2 separate regions of the Homo sapiens genome follow, and region 1 is linked to region 2. Evidence: chromatin loops called from intact Hi-C (ENCODE). Cell type or tissue: OCI-LY7. All regions are shown on one strand.

What was found. Peaks named below come from ENCODE experiments on the same cell type or tissue, not always from the same donor. Only the 100,000 strongest peaks of a DNase experiment are listed, where the experiment ranks them.
Region 1: a loop joins it to region 2, with 3 times the contacts of the local background. A loop is called at or near these places in 2 of 110 quality-filtered maps.

The regions. Positions count from the first base shown.
Region 1 is chr15:68,048,687-68,053,686 of GRCh38, reverse strand. No RefSeq gene overlaps it. Among named protein-coding and RNA genes, the nearest start is that of PIAS1, 3.1 kb to the left of the region's middle. In OCI-LY7, a CTCF peak has its summit at 2,255 (motif pointing right); no DNase peak of the experiment used is centred here; H3K4me3 peaks cover 238 bases; H3K27ac peaks cover 379 bases.
Region 2 is chr15:67,780,876-67,785,875 of GRCh38, reverse strand. All of the region lies in intron 21 of MAP2K5 (mitogen-activated protein kinase kinase 5), which reads right to left. Among named protein-coding and RNA genes, the nearest start is that of SKOR1, 42 kb to the left of the region's middle. RefSeq lists an enhancer at 3,124-3,959. In OCI-LY7, CTCF peaks have their summits at 1,359 and 2,439; DNase peaks (open chromatin) are centred at 245, 1,305, 2,365, 2,955 and 2 weaker places; H3K4me3 peaks cover 4,427 bases; H3K27ac peaks cover 4,433 bases.

The DNA.
Region 1 (5,000 bases), 270 kb before region 2:
TGAAGGTGTTCATTAACATTTTTGTTTAAAAAAGTATTTATTTAGTGACCATCTGCTTGCCTTGTGCTAACGGCTAAATATACATTTTGAAATCAAAGTCCGTGCCCTTCTGTAGTTCTCTAATGGGGAATCAGAGAAGTGAACGAACAAAGATACAATTGCAAATGTTAGTGAGTACCAGAAAGGAGCAAAAGGTCATTGAGAGAGAGAAAGGGTTTGGGAGATGTACTTAATTCTGGGAGGGTTTTATCCACTAAATTGACATTTAAGTAGACTTGATGGAAGGATTATTTCATTCCTTTTCGTCTCTACTGAAAGCCTTCTATATACCTCCTCCCCAACCCCCACTTTTACTAATCAACTTTGCCTCATAACTCATGGAAAAAATGAAAGATATCAGAAATAAACTCCCTTATCTTCTCACCATCAAAACCACCCTTATCTGCATAGTAACATTTGGGTTGCTATGAATGAAGTGTCCCTGCGCCTAGGAAGGCCAGTCCCTTTACCAGTGACCGGATTTTTTTCACGCACATTCCTAAGGATTTTACTCTTACAATTACCTACCCTCCAGCATCGTTAGTTTTTTCCCTCTCAATTGAATTGCTCCTATCAGCATATAAATATATTGAAATTTCTCCCATCTAAAATAAACTTCCTTTGACTCCAAAATCGCCTCTAGGAACTGCCCTATTTTTCTGCTATCTTCATAAATTCTTAGAAAGGTTTTTCAAGATCTCTCCAATAGTGCTTGTTCCTACCTCTCACTTCACATTCACTTCTCAGTCTACCCTGATCGAGCTTTGGCTTCCATCATCTGTATCACTTATCAAGATTACTAATGATCTTGTTTCCAAAGGCAATTGCCAATTCTCTATCCATATCTCAATTGACCTCTCTGTAGAATCGCGAATAATTGACATGGTTCCTTTGATTTGAAACACTTTTCCCCCTGAACTTACCTACACGTCACAGATAGTCCTGTTCCCTCACTGGGCCTCCTTTTTGATATGCTGGTTTCTCCTCTTTGGCTCAATCTTTAAATGTTGGACTGCTCCAGGGCTCGGTCCTTGCATTCTTCTCTATTTTATCACCAGGTGATCTCATCTAACTGGTTGACTTGAAGTCTATATGCTCATGACTTTGAAAATGCTCTCTAGCCTAAACCTCTCCATTGTCAAGAAACAAAAGTAAAACAAATTGAGATTCAAGATCTCATTGGCATTATTGCACTCCTAGAATTGGACAAAACTTCATTCCACAAAATAGAATAAATGTTGCAATGAATCAAGCAGAGGATGTTAACTTTAGAGACAGAAAATAGACTGAAGAAGGCAGAAACAACAAAAAGCAGATTGGTTATATCAAAGTCACTTTTCTTTAAGGTGGAGACGTGGAGACAGAACAGTAGAAAGAAAACTGATTGGTTAACATTGGGTTACTTCAGGTATTCTATTTTAAGGATTAAAACAGGAAATTTCATTATCATGCCTGTTAAAGATTGAAACTTCTGTTTGGAAAATTGGCTATCTCTCTTACCATTTTTTGGAAAACCAGATAACTCAGTTTTGTTTTGGTGAACATGGGTGACACCATTTTGATTTTTAGTCTGATCTGGAGGCCTGATGCAGGAATTTGGTTGAAAACAATGGCATCCCATGATTTTTATTTAACAACCTAGGTGAAATTGTGACTAAGACTGAGGGCATTAGCACTACCCTCATTTAACATCATTCTGTGTTTCCAGTCTCAACACATCATTTATAGATTACAGTGTCCTCATGATTTTGTATTTCTGTCATTGCAGCTGAAGAGAGACCATATGACATTCAACAATTGGCTGTATGCAAATATGTAAAACTTTTTGAGAGAACATAATTGAGAATTGTGACTATCAGGAGGACAATGCCAAGAGTTCGGAGTATGCTTCTTAGCTAGGGTTGCCATAAACCAAACCAACTAAAATCAAATAGATCAAAGAATGAGCCAGATGAGAAATCTACCTGTTTTCACCAAGTAGCCTGCTAACTTTTTGAAACTGAGTCTCTACAATACCAGATTATTTATGTACAACAAGAAGTGACAGCAACAGCACAGATTTCCCCGTTTGGTTAGTACGCAGCAATTCTATCATCTAGCATCTCAGAAATGGGTTAAATTAAAGCAAAGAGTGCTAACTCTACAAAAGAGGCCACTAGTAAAATTTGAACAAACAGTTGCATTAGGGATGTTGCTAAAGTTACCCACTAGGTGGAATAAAAGCTCTCTTGGGTCCTGTAAATGTTTGGGTTTGACCCTTTATCAACTTACCCACAAAAACTACTAATTGTGAAATTTTAACTACAGCATTATCCTGCCAAGTGGAAGAGGTGGGCATAAGCAAGAAAAAATTAAGAAGGGAAGGAGTCTTATCATGGTAGCGAGTCTTATTCTGACAGTCTTGGAAAACGCTGTCCACAACATGATGTCAGCAATTTCTCATCCTGGTTTGCAGTTTAAATGTCTCTGGCTGTGGCATCAGGTGTTCTGCTAAACTCTCTATGTGGCTCCCTCATCAAGCATGGGACTTGTCCCTTGAAATTTATATCGAGTTGTTCAGCTTAGCAGTTTTTGTTCATGGTTGGAGAATTGCAGTCAGATATTGAAGGCAACAAGAACTCAGGATCCAGGCTAGTCTATAGATAGATGATAAAAACTCAAAAACAATGAACAAAGCTGCAATCTAGTAACAGGTGTACTATGGTTTTCTTCAGAAACATAATTTTTCTCTCTACAGTCATTCCCATTTCTACCAAAGATAATCATGGTAAGACCAATTTATTTTTAAAATTAATTTAGTTTCAAACTTGACCTGATTATTTACATAAGTGCGGCAAGAATAACCACATAGGCTTCTTTTAAATTTATTTTGCTGGAAATTGTGACAACAAATCTGGACTTTTAAAAACCTCTTGATGTTAGGAAGTCAAACCAAGGCAGACATCAGACTTTGCCTGCAATATCTAATATCTTGAGGCTTCTGGGCCTGCCTGGAAGTGACTACTTTTATTCACTATAAAGCTGAGAACACTTGAAAATTGGCATTCTATGATTCCATGCACATTTTAAAATATGACATTGCTATATATATATATATTCATATATATATTCATATATATGAATATATATATGAATATATATATTCATATATATGTATATATATGAATATATATGTATATATATATGAATATATATATATACGTATATATATATATGATATGGTTTGGGTCTGTGTCCCCAACCAAATGTCACCTTGAATTGTAATAATCCCCAAGTGTCAAGGGCAGGACTAGGTGGATATAATTGAATCGGCATCAATTCAATTGATAATGAATGAATGAAGGAACAGCACTGGCAGTGGGGTGGGAGGGAATTCCGCCATGCTGTGCTTGTAATAGTGAGTTCTCACGAGATCTGATGGTTTTATAAGGGGCTTCCCCCTTTGCTCGGCAACCATTCTCTCTCCTGCCACCCCGTGAAGAGGTACCTTCCACCATGATTGTAAGTTTCCTGAGGCATTCCCAGTCATGTGGAACTGTGAGTCAATTAAACCTCTTTTCTTTATAAATTACCCAGTCTCAGGTATGTCTTCATAGCAGGGTGAGAACAGATTAATACAATATGACATTGCAGTCAAAGCTTTGGTAATATAACCAATATTTCCAGTTGTATTTTGTTGAAGAGAAGAGCTTCTTATTGAACTTATGCAAATAACCATATTGTCATAAAAATAAGAATCTTCATGAATAGTTTCCAGATTTTGGAGGAATTAGGTAGGAAGGAAAAGCAAATCTTTGAATTTTTGGTTGCAAAAGTATGCCTTACCAAATTGCTGTAAGTTATCAGCAGCTTAAAAGAAAAAAAAAATTCCTTAAATATTGAAAAAGAAAACCTATTAAAAGAGAGCCAGCAAGGTTTCGAATTTTATTTATTTTTCTTTTTTCTTTTTCTTTCTTTTTTTTTTTTTGAGACACAGTCTTGTTCTTTTACCCAGGCTGGAGTGCAGTGGCACAATCTTGGCTCACTGCAACCTCCACCTCCAGGGTTCAAGTGATTCTCTTGCCTCAGCCTCCTAAGTAGCTGGGATTACAGGTGTCCACCACCATGCCCAGCTAATTTTTGTATATTTTGTAGAGACAGGGTTTCATCATTTTGCCCAGGCTGGTCTTGAACTCCTGAGCTCAAGCGATCCACCCACCTTGGCCTCCCAAAGTGCAGGGATTACAAGTGTAAGCCACCATAACTGGCCTCAAATTTTAAAAGCTGTAAAGACATCCTGATTTCTCTTTCATTCACCTCTCAAATGAATCCATCAGCCGGTCCAACTGACTCTAAATCAAAGCCCAAGCCAGTTCATTTCACTGCATCTCCACTACCATCATCCACTGATGCTTATTTTTGGACCCATTCCAAGCTGCCATAGTCTCAAAACTGCTGGTAAAACTGCCTAACTCAAAGGGCCACGTTATGACTTCCATGGCCCTAGGCACTTTTGCTTTCTTGGTTTCTATGCTACAGTAAATGTATATACAGTTGACGCTTGAACAACACGAGTTTGAACTGCGCAGATCCACTCGTAGGTGGCTTTTTTCCCTGCCTGTGACACCTCTGAAACAGCAAGACCAACCCCTGGTCTTTCTCCTCCATCTCAGCCTACTCAATGTGAAGACAAGGATGAAGATCTTTATAATGATCCACATCTGCTTAATGAACAATCTTCCGTATGACTTTTGTAATCACATTTTCTTTTCTCTAGCTTACTCTAAGAATGCAATACATAACACATATAATATACAATGTATGTACTAATTGTTTATGTTATTGGTAAGGCTTCTTGTCAACAGTAAGCTATTAATAATTAAGTTTTTGGGGAGTGAAAGTTATGCGTAAATTTTCTATTGTGTGAAGGGTCAGCTCCCCTAATCCCCTGGTTGTGCAAAGATCAACTGTATTTGGGCTTT
Region 2 (5,000 bases):
TTCTGACATCCAATTCAATCTCTTTCCAGTTTCCCAGGTTGCTTCTTGGCTCACATTCACACGATAGACTGATTTGCAAGCTTTGAAAGACCATCCTTAGCCTCTCCAGGCTTTACGCACAACACATCCTGCCAGTTGTCAGATCACAAACCCTTCTACCTTTCCCCTCCTTCCATCAAGGTCATAGGATGAGCGAGGTCATGGCTCCATGCCAGGTCCCCTGCTGCCTCCACACCTCCAGCACCTGTGTTGGTGTGGACATCTGTGGGTTGTCTTCTCCTTGCTGTTTCCCCTCTCCCTTCAAGATGGACCCCGATTGTTTGGCTTCCTGTTTGTGTGACCTGACTACTTTGTTTGCATGTATGATGGATTTGTGTTTGCTGGATTAGTGTCTGATAGCCCTCTGTATTCCCTACAGCTGTGCCACTCAAGTAGTCGTCCTGTGAACTGCTTGCTGCTGGCCTGCAATGATACAAGTAGCCATGCTGCAATGTGAACCGCAAACAGCTTTCTTCGCTCACAACGTTTTGCTCCAAAAAGCTGAACTGAACTAAACAGAATGCTTTCAGACAGGCTTGATTTATATCCTGGCACAAATTCCTTATCTTCCTGTGTTTAAGAAACAGTTCGGGGCCGGGCACGGTGGCTCACACCTGTAATCCCAGCACTCTGAGAGGCCCAGGCAGGCGGATCACTTGAGGTCAGGAGTTTGAGACCAGCCTGGGCAACATGGGGAAACCCCGTCTCTACTGAAAATACAAAAATTAGCCATAGTGTTGTTCATGTGTAGTCTCAGCTACTCAAGGAAGGGCGGGTGCTGAGGTAGGAGGATCACCTGAGCCTGGGAGATTGAGGCTGCACTGAGCCAAGATCGTGTCACTGCACTCCAGCCTAGGTGACACAGTAAGACCCTGTCTCAGGGAAAAAACAACAAACAGTTCAGATACTACCACTGGTGCACAGCCCATACTCCGAGTTCAGCTAAACACGAATGTGCTCAGTAAAAAGTTTGTTGAGTTAAAGGTAATTTCTCCCAAACTTGAGGAACATCATCTCTTGGAAGTTGCCCATTTCTATACCCATGATGGCAGAAGTGGAAAGGCAGAAAGGTTTGTGACCAGACAGCTGTCAGGACACACTCTGCCCTCAGTTTTTGCCAAAACCAAAGAAACAATGATTACATAAATTCTCACAGCTTCCCCTCAGATAACCAACTAACAGACCAGGTGCAAACTGTTGGTAATTACTTCCTCTTTTGTGTTTTGTCTCTACTGAGGCTCAGGCTTCAACCAGGCCACCCTGCCACCTGGGGATGGGTGGAGAGTGTGTGCAGCCATCTGCTCTCTGCCTCGACCACGGCCCTGCAGATGCAGCCTGTGGCATCAAGGTGGAAGGGACCATAGGGAGGGAGTTGAGCAAAGCATCCTACAGGGGCATTGGCTTCACAAGCACACTCTGCTGAAATCCTACAAGTTTGTTTGTGTGGTCCTGTATTTGTATTTAGCTTTATTTTTCTAACTGCAAGAAATAGTTTGACTTAGCGGAAATTCTCTAAACCACAATAACAATCCTCTGCCTACTATGCAACAACGGGTGTAGCTTTGATGTTGTGCAGTAGGACAGTCCTGTGTTTTTCCTGGCTGTGTGACTCTAGGCAAGGAAATTAACCTCTCTGAGACCCAGTTTATGCATCAGTAAAATGGGAATAAGAATAATCCTTATAGTGTTCATGTGAAGGTCAAATGAGATAACTTAGATGAAAGAATGCTCTAACTTAAGTGTTTAAAATGTTTTATGTTTAGATCCATTTCTCTCTATATAATAAATCAATTTTTTAAAGATTATAAAACAGGATCCTTTCTGGATTCATCTTCAGCCCCAAGTTAGGTGCAATTGTTACTTCAATCTCTTCAAGTTTGTTTAGAGAAAATAAATTGTAGTATGAATACTGGCTAGTGTGGCTATTAGAGGCTCTGGTACTTTTACTTATGATATAAGCTGCCTTTCACATCTGTGTGCAGAAAAGTAATATACTCACATAAATACCCAAATGTCCGTGGGTCCCAGCTCACCTGTCACTCCATTCTCAAAGCCTCCCCAGATACCCCTAGCAGAAATTCATTTCACTTGTTAAATTCATATCATTTAAATTCAATGACCATATATTTGAGCATTCTACTCAGGCTGGAGACTGGGCTAGATGCTAAGGATACAAAGATAAGACATGATCTCTTCCTCGAGGGGTTGTGGTCTCTTTTATTGACTGTTACCACAAGTTACTGCCACAAAGCGTGACGAGTGCACTAACAGAAGTATTAGCCAGGGTGAAGGGTGACAGGCAAAAGGAAGTCCTCAACCCAACTGAAGCACGCTTAGCAAAGCTTCACAGAGGTTGTGCCAGTTGGGTTTCGGAGGTGGAGAAGTTCACCATCTGGCGGTGAGAAAACAGCACAAGCAAAGACATGACTGTGTGAGGATGCCTCACGCATCTGGGGACTGCCAGAAGTTTGGAGCACAGGACTCCACAGGAGTGGCCTGAGGTGAAGGGGTAGGTGAGGGTGGGAGGAGAAGGTGAGCGGGGGTCTCTGGCAATTCTCACATTCTATCCTGTGCTTGGCTGTGTCTACCCTCACCTTCCTCACTGGACTGTGAGCTGGCTGGGGGGTCAGGACTTGGGGCTGACATGCTGCCTCCTCGGTGTCAGGCAGGATGCTGGGCACAGAGCAGATGCTAAGACATAAAAATGGCGAGTGCAGACTGAAATGCACATCTGTGATTCCCACATCGGCTTCTCTCCATGTCTCACAACAGTAGAAAAGGCTTCTGCAATACAAATCTGCACCAGACGTGCAGTGGGTTATAATTCAGCCAGTCCCCTAAAAGCCATCCTTACACCTTCCTTCGGTGCTTAACCCACTTTCCAGATGATGCAGCACTGCTGCCTGCACAGGAGAGCTGAAAAGGGGGCCGTTTCTGAAGGCAGGAAGGAGACAGCGCCCAGCCGAAGCTCTGCTGACCTCCCTGACGGGAGGAAAGCTTGTTTTGGAGAAGGGACTTTCCAGTCCAGAGCTGGTGCCACAGGCCCTGCATAAACCAGCATTCCAGGGTTGCCGATCTGCCTTCCCCAGAGTTAGAGCGAGAGTATTCCAGAGGCAAAGCTGTGGCTTAAAAAAAAAGTCATGTTTAATTTAAAAATTAGAAACTGGAGCAGGCTGTGAGCACAGGGGTTGATTGAAACAAAATTTAAATTCCTGTCAAGCCCGTTTAAACACGGGGGCCCTTCATAGACAATTAGCTGCTCCCTGTGAATGCTGAATAAACTCAGGCCTGGTCACTGTGAGAAGAGAGGCGCCTACTGTGAGGCGCTGAAAAAAAAATTAACTAAAATCAGGCTGTATGAAATATTTAGCCTTCCAGTATATCACAGGGGTTTGAAAGTGTAAACAAGACAAAAATCGATTCCTCGGTGCCCTCAAATCAATCCCCCAAAATGGTTAGGGCATCTGTTTCTGCTAAATTTTGTTTACATCGGCAGATTTGCCTTAATTGCAGTTGTTTATCTCTCATTGTCCCTGGGGCCCTAATCTCCCGATTACTAATACTTAACACTCATTTCACATCTAAAGCTACTTCTAATCCTCAACAGGTTTTGGGGGCTCTTAAAATTATTGAAACCGCAGAGGCGGGAGACACTGCCTCTTTGTGAAAGGAACATTTTCTTATCTACTACCAGCTGGGCCCAATCATCACCAGGGATGGCTACAACAAAGGTGCTAAAAGGCTCTTCCACAATGACTGCTGCTCCACTGGGGATTCAGAGGATTAAAAAAGAGCTTTGATGGAAAAATCTGAACAAGAGGCTAAAGCAGTCCAGCCAAATAAAGTTACTGTCATAATCAAATGCTGTCAATCACCATGAAAATCCAATTAAAAATGTTTCAGCACAGCCCTCTTAAGTGGAAAAAATGTACCCTATTTATACAAATTTTTGTCAATGCCACACCAATCCCACAATTAGAAAGTCCTGCTATTAATTGAATCCCCCTCCCCCTCAAATTTAGAAAGAGATGCAGGCCATTCAGAAGCCTTCTGAGGAAGCTAAGACACACACAGGCTAACAATTAAGAGTCAATCGGGTTACATTTGAAAATTCCATTTTCATTTGTGTCAAGGGAACTTTTGCACAAATAAATGAATGGTACCTATTCTCCTACTTCAGAATCAGTGACCATTTATATGAAGAGACCAGAGAAACGGTAAACCACGATACTGGAAAGAAACTAGTCCACACTCCAGCAAATGTCTCTCGGTAGACCAAGGCCTAACGTTTAATTCTAATCTTGAAAATTAAATAGAGGACGGTAGGCCCAAATGTCTCTACTGCCTTTCTGCAGTCTCTAAATGGCCAAGTGAACCTCAAATTATCTGCAGGCAGATTTGGCCCCCCAAATAACTCTGTATCCGAAACCACAAGACTCACAATCCCCAAAGGTCTCTCTCAAAACTGCTACAAATTAAAAAGCAAACAACCCATTAAACAAATCCAGCTGGCACAACTGTAAATAGGAGCTTTCTAATATTTTCCCCAGCTCTTAAAATTCCTGGTTAGACTGGTTAATAATTGATAAGAACTGCATCTATTTATCGGTGTGTACTCACAGGAAAACAACTTTGCTACCTTCAACAGCAATTCCCAAATCCCAGGGACTAGCTTTAGGATCCTTTTATATTTCTCCCACAAACGGCTGAATGTCTCTGATCTTTTTCAACTGAATCCATTATTCCCAAGAGCTGGGGAGTGGGTGGCATGCATCTGATGTGCTGACAGATAAAAACCTTCGGGTCCCCTGTCATCAATCTAACAGGCAAAGATGGTGCTAGCCAGGAGGTCTCCTCTAGGTTTTGGCTCTCTAATAACCTCTGGATGTGGAGTTACTTGCTTGAGGTAAATTCTCAAGTGGTCAGAATGCATACCAAAGATCATATGTGCTGCTGATCAC